2 separate regions of the Homo sapiens genome follow, and region 1 is linked to region 2. A link is a contact called in ENCODE Hi-C data. All regions are on one chromosome and are shown on one strand. Each heading gives the region's core, a stretch centred on a gene start or an enhancer-like site at or near the end of the contact. The rest is flanking DNA. Distances are from core to core; before and after follow the strand shown. Region 1 has its middle 280 kb from the start of MIR4444-1. Region 2 holds the start of HNRNPA3 (heterogeneous nuclear ribonucleoprotein A3).

Region 1 (5,975 bases), core at 1,011-3,510, 280 kb before region 2:
TAAATAAATTCTTCCTAAATTGATTTGTAAATTCAATGCAATCTCAATCAAAATCCTAGCAGGTTTCTTTGAAGAAATTGAAAAGCAGATGCTAAAATGTATATGGAAATGGAAAGGACCTAGAATAGCCAAAATAATTAGAAAAAGAATAATAAAGGATTTATTATCCTACTTGATTCTAAGACTTACAAGAAAGCTACGATCGTCAAGACAGTGCGGCACTGAGGCAAGGATAGACCTATAGATTCATGGAACAGAATAGAGAGTCCAGAAATAAATCCAAAGTTATATGGTTGATTTTTGACAAAGATGTGAACATAACTAAATTGGAAAATCAGCAAAATAGTGCTGCAACAACTAAATATCTAGAGGGGAAAAAAACAACCTTACAACATATTTTAAAAGCTAACACAAAATACATCATAGGCCTAAACAGTAAGAGCTAACACTATTACATTTCTGGAAGAAAATATAAGAGAAAATATTTGTAACAACAGTTAGGAAAGGCATTTTTAAACAGGACACCAAAAGTACAACTCATAAGGAAAAATATTTATAAACATTTTCAAAAGTAAAAGCTTTTGCTCTTCAGAAAAAAGTGTTAAAAAAGGCAAGCCGGACTGAAATAATAGATATGAAAAACATATCTGACAAAAAGGCTTGTATCCAGAATATATAAAAGATATTTACAACTTAAGAAGGCAAGAGCCCAATAAAATGGGGAAAAGATTTGAAGAGACTCTTTACAAAAGAAGTTATACAAATTCCAATAAGCACATGAAAAGATGATCTACATCACAAATTATGAGGGAAATGTCAATTAGAACCATAATGAGCTACTTACTACGCACTTGAGAATATCAAGGATGGGTGAAGAGGTAGGACAACTTGAACTCTCATACATTGACTGTGTGACAGTATAAAATGGTACTATTTCTTATATAGTTAAACATATACAAGCCATGTGACCCAGCAATCTTTATCCTAGATATTTACCCAAGAGAGATAAAAATGTGTCCACGCAAAACTTTTACATCAATGTTTATAGCAGCATTATTCATAATCGTCAAAACTGAAAGCAACCCAAGTATCTATTAACCAGTGAATGGATAAACAAATTGTGGTATATCCAATGGAGTATTACTATAAAAGCAACAAAATATTAGTACTCTCGACAACATAGGTGAATCTCAAAAATATTATGCTAAGTGAAAAAAGGTAAACACAAAGGGCTACATACTATGATTCTGTCTGTATGAAATTCTAGGAAAGGCAAAACCATAGCAACAAAAAGCAGATCAGTAGTTGGTTGGCTGGGGCCAAGAGCTGGGGGAATATATTGACTGTAGGAGCACAAGGGAACTTCTAGGGTGATGGAAATGTTCTAATTTGATCATGGTGGGGAATGGATTTTTTAAATATACTAGGGATTTGTTTTTCTTTTTAAGGGATTTCTTTTGGAAAAAAAAAAAGTCCTAGAATAAGAACAGAAGCATGTTCTCTTCTGAGAAATAATCCTTAGAAAATAGAAGTTAAGCCAAAATATGTAACATTACCTATGTCTTTTAAAACTTTTCTTGTCCATCTAATTTCCATCTTAAGAAAAATTAGAAATAAATCAATTACACTTTAAATACTTTTGGTACAGTTGAATATGTACAGGACTGCTGAATATTGAATAGGTTCCCAGAGAAACTCTTTGTAACAGAACTTTCCATTTGACCATAGCCCTTAAGGCATTTAAAGACAAGTGAGAAACAGACTGTTTTGGTTCGTTGGTTTGGGTTTTTTTTTCTTTTTTTTTTCATTACTTAGCTTTGTCATCATGCTTTCCTACCACCAGAAGGCATATTTATGACTCATCAGTCAACACCCAGTGTCAGATAACTAGCCATTAACATACTTCACTTGTACTGTGATGAAAATGATATCACAACTTTCAAGAGATCCCCTTGAAGATGAAACTGAAAGAAATGGTGGCCACATGTTGTTTCAAACCTGTATTCGTTACACCTCCTGACTGCATGTCGTGCAAAAGGGCCAAACAGATGTGTAAAAAATAGCTGTTTAACAGGGGGGAAAATACTGTAAAATTGTTTATGGCAGGACAGCGGGTTCTTATAGGCAAAGTAAATTACAAATAGATTTCTCAATTACTTTTTAAAGCCTAGTATTTGATTCTTATATAACAGTCAAAAATCAATTTTGCATGGAATTTATGTGAATGCCTCATTATTAATAAAACAGCGGTTGGCGGCTGCTACTTCCTCCCCACAACAGCAGCACGCAGTGGGGAAGCATTCACGTGCCAGGCTGTGCAATTCTTTATCTTTTTATCCTCTGGTTCAGCATCATAAAAAAGAAAGGGAAGAGATGAATCCCAAGCAAATTTTAGGCATGGGCTTCTGGCAGCACCTATTTCATGGGGGCCTGCTGGTGCCCTGAGAGTACTTGGTGATGGGTGCTGAGGGAAGTCCTCACCCTACTCCCTGCTCATACTGTACCTCGAAGGTCTTTTTTAAAAAAAAAAAAAGTATAATTAAGCAAGTAACTCTAGTTGTTGAAAAAGTCACTGAGCTCTTTCTCTCGCTCTATCCTTAGCATATCCAACCTCGGTACTAGAGTCTACTGACCCTGTGAATTGATTTAAAAGGACTGGCCAGTGGCAATTTTCCCCAGATTGCTTTATTTCTCCAAAATAAAATTATTTATTTTGAAAAGAACTTGCTCCTGACCCAAACATTCTAATAACATAACAAGCATAATTCTCATTCAACAAACAAGAAAATTGAATCCCACTTATGTCTACAGACCATAACAGTCTGCTCCCTACACTGTACTTGATTCATCAAACCATGAACACTCCCCGTTTCCCAAATGAAAAGTGTAGTGTGGTGAGAAAAACCTAGCTTCTCTGGTTAGCCCTCCCTAACCAATTGGATGACTTTAAACAGTTATATCACTGTTTTAGGCCATGTCTGTTAACTGGTAAAATAAGAGAGTTTTCAAAATTATCTGAGGTTTCCTTCAGCTAAGATTTGGCAATGAGAAGAAATCATTGTATTCCCATTACATGTGAAAAGCAAAAAGAAAATTCTATGTTTGGCCAACAACATGGAGAAATGCTTATCTTCAGAGGTTAAATTCAGCTAAACAGTAGCTACCTGCTATTTCTTCTATTGGGTGCATGCCTCAAAAACGCTAACGGGGGAAATGGCAGGGCGATACACTGAGTGCTTACAGCATGTTTCCAGAAACTGATTTATTCTTGATTTGAATCTCTACTATGTGCATAATTACACCTGGTAACTGCAGGCAAGCTGTGGGCAACACTCTTGCCCCCTTAGTATTTGTGTCAGCAGTTAATTAGGAATGCAGTGCTAATACAGTCTTTAAACCAACCCCAAAAAGCTGTAGTAAAATCTAGTTTAACAAACAGACATGCATATCAGATGACTCCTTGCAGATACAGAATACCAAGAGTTTATTTACCAATGAAAATCCATGGTAGGTAAGATCTGATCCATGGGTTTGTTTGCTTTTGGGTTTTTGGAGACAGATTCTCGCTCTGTTGCCCAGGTTGGAGTATAGTGACGTGATCTCGGCTCACTGCAACCTCTGCCTCCCGGGTTCAAGCAATTCTCCTGCTTCAGCCTCCTGAGTAACTGGGACTACAGACGTGCACTACCATGCCTGGCTAATTTTTGTATTTTTAGTAGAGACAGGGTTTTGCCATGTTGGCCAGGCTGGTCTCGAACTCCTGACCTCAAGTGATCCACCTGCCAAAGTGCTGGGATTCCAGGTGTGAGCCACCACACCCAGCCCCCACAGGTTTGTTTTTAAGAATTGGATTTGATATACTATTGAGAAACAAAGTGGCTTAAATATATCAATTTATTCAGAGTTTTTAAAAACAATGACTTTTTCTTTTATTCTTCTGCTAATTATTTACATGATTAATCTGACTTAACATATCTTCATTGAGAATCACACAGTTGATCCAACTAAAATTAGTATTATTTTAGGGACAAGAATGAAGGATACATTTTTTTTCCTGTTAAGTCAAATTCACATTTGGGTTTTGTTGTGCATATACTGTTAATAATGCAAAGAGAAACTTGTTCACTATGGTTGATTGCATAACAGGCCCCCATCCTGTACCCCTACCTATAGCCACGCCCTTTGCCCTATGACTTTGCAGTTGCTTTCACTACAGAGGCAAATCTGTTTTCCATCTGGGCTTGGACACATGACTTGCTTGGGCCAATAGAATGAGATGGATCGGACAGATGTTCCAGCTCCAGGCCCAGGCCTTGAGGTCCCGCTTTCTGCTTGTTCTCTCCTATTTCTGCCATTACCATGAAGAGGACACGCCTGTGTTACCGGTGGTCACAGGGAAAGGAGGACAGACGTGTGGAACAAAGCAGTCACTCCACATAAGCCCAAACTAGGTGAACCAGCACTGAGACTCAAGAGGGAGCTTAGGCGATAAGATATAGAAGAAAACCCGTCCTTGCAGATACAGAAGAAAACCCGTCTACTGTTACATGTCACTGAGATGCTGTGGCTGTTCACTATGTGCCAATTTTAGAGCAACAGGTTACTAGTATACTGACCTTTTCAAATACTACCTGATATTTATGATGATGCCGATGTTGCCAAATCTCTTCCAAAAAAGTGACCATCTGTCTTTTCCCATCTTTATTAACATGAGTGCCAGATTGATTCCAAGTTACAGTTGTATTCTTTTGGGTGAACAATCTTCCTCATGTTCTCTCAGGGTTTTAGGTGAGAAGTTGTCCAATTTTGGTGTGCCCAGAATCACCTAGAGGGCTTCTTAAAACACACATTGCTGGGCCCCACCTCCAGGAGTTCCTGATTCAATTCATCTGGGATCAGCCTGGGCCTGAGAATGTGCAGTTCTCACACGTGCCTGGGTGGTGCTGATGCTGCTTCTAGGACCACGTTGTGAGAACCACTCGCTTATTAGGCCAGGAAGGGTTAAGCACAACGTCGTCGGTTCACATACCCATCTGTGTTTTCCCAAGGCACATTTTCCATCACCTTCTCCAGCTGACCAATAAATGAGTGGGGCCAGAGCCAAGATTCCACAGCCTTCCAGATGAGTTCCCTCTGGAAGAGGCAGTCTCTGCTGCAAACGGCAGAGTTACCAATCCACACAGCAGGGATTCAGCATCACCTTTTGCCCTGAACTTACAGTTATCCCAATAGTTTGGGAAACTTCCTGGCTTGCACCCAAGATAACCTGATTGAGGAGGTTAAAAGAAAGTTCACAGTTCTTCTCAGTGTCCACCTGAAAGCATTTGTTCTTAAATTCTTCATCTTAGGATTCATGGGTTTTACTGTCAGGGAAAAATCTTCACCCCATCTATTTAAATGTGTGCAATCAATTTCCCTCTCAAATCCCCACGGCAGGTATTCTGATTTCTTCCCACTTGCTGTGCAGTGATCCCCCACTGGGAAAGCAGAACAGCTTTTGCTCATGGTGAAGCTCAACGCCGCCTGGTTTTTTTGTTTTTGTTTTGTTTTTGTTTTTGTTTTTCAATGATTTAAGTTAAATTTGAACTCAGACACTTGCACATGGCTCCTCAGTATCAGCCAGAGTTGGCGGGAAACTGGGTCCTCTGAGCAATCTTTATGTTCAGTGCTGCCTCAGAAAATTACACCAAATTAAAAAGCTGCCCCTTGAAATTTAACGTTTTTAAGATGCAATAGGGAAATAGTAAGCAATTATAATGAACTGGCCAGCCTGCTTTACCTTTCACATCCTCTTTTTTTTTTCCTTTTTTTCTTTTTAATAAAGCATGGTTTTCATCTGCTAACTGCTTCACTATTCTAACTCAATGGTTGTGCTTTGAAGAAGGGCAGGGTTGCCCTAGAGGTGTGTAAGCACTTGCCCAGGGGCCTGGGGAATGTCTGGCACTTTTCTGCTCATAGTATGGGGTAGTGGGAAT
Region 2 (5,476 bases), core at 2,726-5,225:
ACTAAAAATACAAAAAATTAGCCAGGTGTGGTGGTGAGCGCCTGTAGTCCCAGCTACTTGAGAGGCTAAGGCAGGAGAATCACTTGAACCCGGGAGGCGGAGGTTGCAGTGAGCCGAGATTGTGCCACTGCACTCCAGCCTGGTGACAGAGCGAGACTCTGTCTCAAAAACAAACAAAATGAGTTACCTTCTTCCAGCCAGGCACAGTGGCTCACGCCTATAATCCCAGCACCTTGGGAGGCCAAGGCGGGCGGATCTCTTAAGATCAGGAATTCCAGACTAACCCAGCCAACATGGTGAAACCCTGTCTCCACTAAAAATACAAAAATTAGCCAGGCGTGGTGATGCACGCCTGTAGTCCTTACTACTTGAGAGGCTAAGGCAGGAGAATAGCTTGAACTCAGGAGGCAGGGGTTGCAGTGAGCAGAGATCACGCCACTGCACTCCAGCGTGGGCGACAGAGCAAGAGACTCTGTCTCAAAACAAAAACAAAAACAAAATTAGCCGGGCATGGTAGCATGGGCCTGTAATCCCAGCTACTTGGGTGGCTGAGGCATGAGAATTGTTTGAACCCAGGAGTGGTAGGTTGCAGTGAGCCGAGATCATGCCACTGCACTCTAGCCCGGGTGACAGAGTGAGACTCTGTCTCAAGAAAAAAAAAGTCTAGATCAGAAACTGCATAAAGCCACTTCAACCATAAAACCTAATATCAAAATGTATTCACAGGAACAAGTTCAAGTTGATCACTAAAAAACACGGAAAATTTTAATTTGAAAGTTTTATGCAAATTCAATATTTAATATCATTCCTAATACTTTGTATTTTATCAAAATCAGATGCTTAAAACATTACCACCACTTAGATGCCTCCAAATATCTTCTAGTTTACCCTACTATGCTGTACAAAAATGATTATTTTCTGTATGTCATGATATAAAGGAGAGGGCCTGATATAGATTATAAAGTTTGTCTGCCACCCATCTCACCCTAGGACCCTCATTCCCTCCTCCCATCCCATACACTCCCTTTCTCATATCAAAGAGTCAGGGCTGCAAGTGCAGACCATAGCCAAGGTTCAAGTCTGTGCCCTACAGGGTCAAGGACTGGAAAAGTGGTTTTTGTACCTGAGACATAACTGGACCTTAAGTTTATTTATTTATTTATTTTTTGAGATGGAGTCTCGCTCTGTCACCCAGGCTGGAGTGCAATGGCACGATCTCAGCTCACTGCAACCTCCGCTTCCCAGGTTCAAGCGATTCTCCAGCCTCAGCCTCCTGAGTAGCTGGGACTACAGGCACCCACCACCACACCCGACCAATTTTGTATTTTGAGTAGAGACAGGGTTTCACCATGTTGGCCAGGCTGGTCTCGAACTCTTGACCTCAGGTGATCCGCCCGCCTTGGCCGTCCAAAGTACTGGGATTACAGGCTTGAACCACTGCGCCCAGCCAGCAGCGTGATCTCGGCTCACTGCAAGCTCCGCCTCCCGGGTTCACGCCATTCTCCTGCTTCAGCCTTCCCAGCAGCTGGGACTACAGGCGCCCGCCATCACGCCCGGCTAATTTTTTTTTTTTTTTGTATTCTTAGTAGAGACGGGGTTTCACCATGTTAGCCAGGATGGTCTCGATCTCCTGACCTCGTGATCCGCCCGCCTCGGCCTCCCAAAGTGCTGGGATTACAGGCGTGAGCCACCGCGCCCGGCCTTTTTTTTTTTTTTTTTTTTTTTTGAGGCGGAATCTCGCTCTGTCACCCAGACTGGAGTGCAGTGGGGCAATTTCAGCTCACTGCAACCTCCGCCTCTTGAGTTCAAGTGATTCTCGTGCCACAGCCTCCCAAGCAGCTGGGATTACTGACGTGTGCCTCCATGCCCGGCTAATTTTTGTATTTTTTTTAAAAGTAGAGACAGGGTTTAACCGTGTTGGTCAAGCTGGTCTCAAACTCTCCACCTCAGGTGACCTGCCTACCTCGGCCTCCCAAAGGCCTGGGATTACAGGTGTGAGCCATGGCGCCCGGCCAGAGCTTGTTTAGACAAAAGCATAAAAAATAACTAATGTCTAAAAACAGCATACAGTCAGGATGAACAACAAATCTGGACCAATACAATAGGGAGGACAAAAAGATGTGAATAAATGGGCTGACATTTCATGTTCCTGGAGAGAACTTAGTATCCCATCCCACATTGTTTCGCGATTTAACATTAACATTTATACAAAAGTTACTAATTAGAACAAAAGTTATTGATTAGAATTAACTTATTAGAAAAACCTGGACAAACATACCCTAAAGTGCAGCCAGGTGATCACTCTTCTTGATCACCTATGTAATGTCTCATAGAGTACTCTGGTGTGAATAGCAATTTCCAAAGGTCTTTCACTTTGCATTTTTCTTTGTATCCAGAATCGATAAAGTTACCAGGACTATTTCACAGTAATTAGACTTACAAAATCTTAACACTAAATAGACGCTAAGGCTATACATTCTTCCAATGTCTCAAGTCTATTGCTGGCCATCAGGAGCACCTGGATACGTAGAACATAAGAAAGTTTGCGAAAAAGGAATCAAAGCAACAGGAGGAGTCTGGTTTGAACGGTTATTTCAACCAAATTACATTAAGGACTGCTAACTGTTTTCTGCCCCACAAAAATACCCTTTGTAAATGTTTCCAAACTATAACACAGGTCCTCCTGGAGCAACGGCTAGATAAATTAACAAACTTTTAGACTTTACGCTCCCCTTTTCCAAACTCCAAGTCGACCACTCCCCATTTGTTAACAGAAACTTACTATAACTGATTAGATTTCTAACCTTTCCTAGGGAGAGCCAGTTCAATTCTAAAAGGGTTGGTCACATGGGTTGCTAAATTAAAATATAAAGCATTTCCTAACAGGGAAGGGAGGCTGGTCAATTGTGGTTATTTTTATCAGTAACTTTAAATATGGATCCATAGATTATCAATTTATGGCTGTCGTGGGTGTTAGAAGATGACCTAATCCCATCCCCATTTTCATTTAAAAAACTGAAACTAAAGCTCTGTAAAATCAAATGATTTAAAATCATCTGACTAGGCCGAGAAAGGATTAGCTCTCTAGAGCATTACGGTAACAATCATTCGCAAACAGGTAGCATTATCTGGCGACCCTGCTTTTCTGGAAATCTTGTCAATTATTCAGTTCCTTAAATTCCGTCAGCTACAACAGATGCATCAGCTCTTTCCACACTAACTTGAAAGAAGCACATTAGAAAATAGTCCTGACTTGTTTCTTGAGATCAGTAACTAATGAACTGACCTCCACCAGTCCTGCCTCAGGTCGTTAATGGTAAAAATTCTGTATGTCAGCCGCGTTTTGAGGCCTGTCCAAGGTGCTTGTGAGTCCCACATGTTGGAGTCGCAGGGCTTTTCAGTACATGCCCTCAGGCAGGCGGCGCAGTCACAGACACTGGTCCCCGGCATTTGGAAACAGGAAAGATGGTCCGAGGGGCCGAGGAGTTTTTCTTGCAACCTTTAAATTACAAGCAAGAAAAACGTGGGTTTTATTTCGGGCACAGGAATAGAATGAATTCTGAAATGGAGAACTAGAGGCCTGCGTGGGGAATGAGGGACAAGCGCGAGAAGAAAGGGAAAGGCCTTTCTCTCTGGTGACGCGCGATCACAAGGCGTTCCCTCTACGTGGACGCTCACCATTGGCGGAGACCGCACTGACGTCCCGGAACTCGCCCTGACGCGAACGGCGGCAAAGGCCCTCTTCCCCTGAAAGCTGGCGAGGCGCGCGCGCTCCCGCGGCACGCCGCGCCTCCGCCCTCCGCCCGCCAACCCGCTGGTCCAGTCCCTCTTCGCGCCCGCTTGGCTCCGCCCCCTTCCCAATTCGCTCCTCCCCCAACAGACTGGCGGCGCGCGGAAAACGCGTCACGTGACGACTGGCCCCGCCTCTTCCTCTCGGTCCCATATTGAACTCGAGTTGGAAGAGGCGAGTCCGGTCTCAAAATGGAGGTAAAACCGCCGCCCGGTCGCCCCCAGCCCGACTCCGGCCGTCGCCGTCGCCGCCGGGGGGAGGAGGTATTAGGGGGAGAGCGGGGGGTTGGTGGGGAATGGCCGGCGTTGGGGGCCTGGTTCGGTGGGAGCGGGGAGGCCGGGTGGACCGGGTCGGCCGTCCCGCGCTCTTGCGTTGAGACAGGCTGTGGGAGGGGGAGGGGAGCGAGAGTTGGAGACCTCCTTGGGGCCCCTCGCCCGCCTCGCCTTCACCTTCGGCTGCACAGGCGGCCCCTTGGAGGCGCGGCTTGGTCGGGGAGGCCTCGGGAGGGAAGCCGGCCTGCCGGCTGCGCGGCCTCCGAAGCGAGGCCGAGGGCGGCATGGCGGGCCCCGGCGGGAGCGGTTGGGAGGAGGTGGTGGGGGAGGGGAGGGGACGAGCAGGCACATCCGGGCGAGCGAGCAAGCGGGCGGCGGCCACATTGACATTGATCCGCCGCCGCGTTACGAAATGGCGCATTGGCCCGCAATGGCCGCCGCCTCGCTCTGCCGCCGGGAAAGCGAGCCTGGGATTGGAGGGAAGAGGGCGGAGGCGGCCCGGCAGAAAAAGCCGCAAATGGCCTCGAAGCATGGGGAGGTAGTGCTTTCGCTGAAGTTCTGCCGACGCTTTTCTAGGCCTTTTACGGGTCCTCTCCGCGAGAAGTCGATAATTGGCCTTTTCTTTTTTTCGCAGCATCCTGTTGGAAATACGAGATTGTTAAAAACTTTGCTGCTTTAAAATACTTCCTGATATATTTTTGCTAAAGTACTTACATTACACTTCTTAAACCGCCATGTGGGCGAAGGACTTAATTTTTGAGAATTTGAGTGTAGATGTGAAAAACAACCCAGCCAGCTCCTTCCCGGCTCCGGCCGCTGAGGAGGGTGGGTGGAGAAGAATTTGAGTATAGTATGTTAAGGAAGAATTTAGAAATGTTTTTTATCTTCATGTTTTCCCATTCTTTGAGTCGGCTCTGGTTGTAGTTTCCTGGAATTTTATTTAGAGGACTGCAACCAGAGTTGAAATTTTCACGTTTTTGCAGTACATTTAATGTGGATCCTAAATATTTTTGTCGATTTCGTTATTGTCAATCGAATACATTTATCCAAGACTTGAAAAGATGAGATTACATGAATTAATGCTTTAGGCTATTAACGTTTTTTTCTAGCATGTGACAATCTCTTCACATTAAACGGTTTAACATCTCTACCTCTAGGAGACACAGGAAGACATTAGAATGTAAATGTGAGCCCCTTATTTAAGAACTTCGGGTGAAGGAAACCTTAATGCATGCATTAAATGACAGTTCATGCAATGTGTTAAAAAGTCTTGACTAAAGTATAAAACAATTTCAAGACATCTTAATTCTTAAAAATCTCAATTTTTGTTTTGCTGTACTCCGTTCTTATAGTCAGACAATACATACCATTCCTAATGTAAGTCCAACTTGCCAGTTAGTTGTGACTCTTAAAA

What was found. A loop is a pair of places that touch in the nucleus more often than their neighbours do. Pooled maps may share reads with other maps.
Region 1: a pooled map shows a loop between it and region 2 (15-fold over the local background). The contact joins the enhancer-like site here to the promoter of HNRNPA3 in region 2. A Hi-C loop is called at or near these places in 10 of 37 single-sample maps with no recorded cell type and 10 of 50 pooled maps.

Annotation. Positions count from the first base shown.
Region 1 is chr2:176,930,136-176,936,110 of GRCh38, forward strand. No RefSeq gene overlaps it. Among named protein-coding and RNA genes, the nearest start is that of MIR4444-1, 280 kb to the right of the region's middle. RefSeq lists enhancers at 1,765-2,064, 5,615-5,714. Within about 2 kb of position 2,261, at least 4 of the 41 ENCODE cell types and tissues checked have a DNase peak (open chromatin) inside an H3K27ac peak, as active enhancers do.
Region 2 is chr2:177,208,819-177,214,294 of GRCh38, forward strand. HNRNPA3 (heterogeneous nuclear ribonucleoprotein A3) reads left to right here and starts at 3,976. Exons shown (of 11, transcript NM_194247.4): 1 at 3,976-4,053. The coding sequence starts at 3,982. It overlaps MIR4444-1 (microRNA 4444-1), which reads left to right and starts at 3,908; the gene lies at 3,908-3,981. LOC105373759 (a long non-coding RNA gene) reads right to left here and starts at 3,593. Exons shown (of 1, transcript NR_157853.1): 1 at 2,577-3,593. RefSeq lists a silencer at 3,614-4,403 and an enhancer at 3,943-4,614.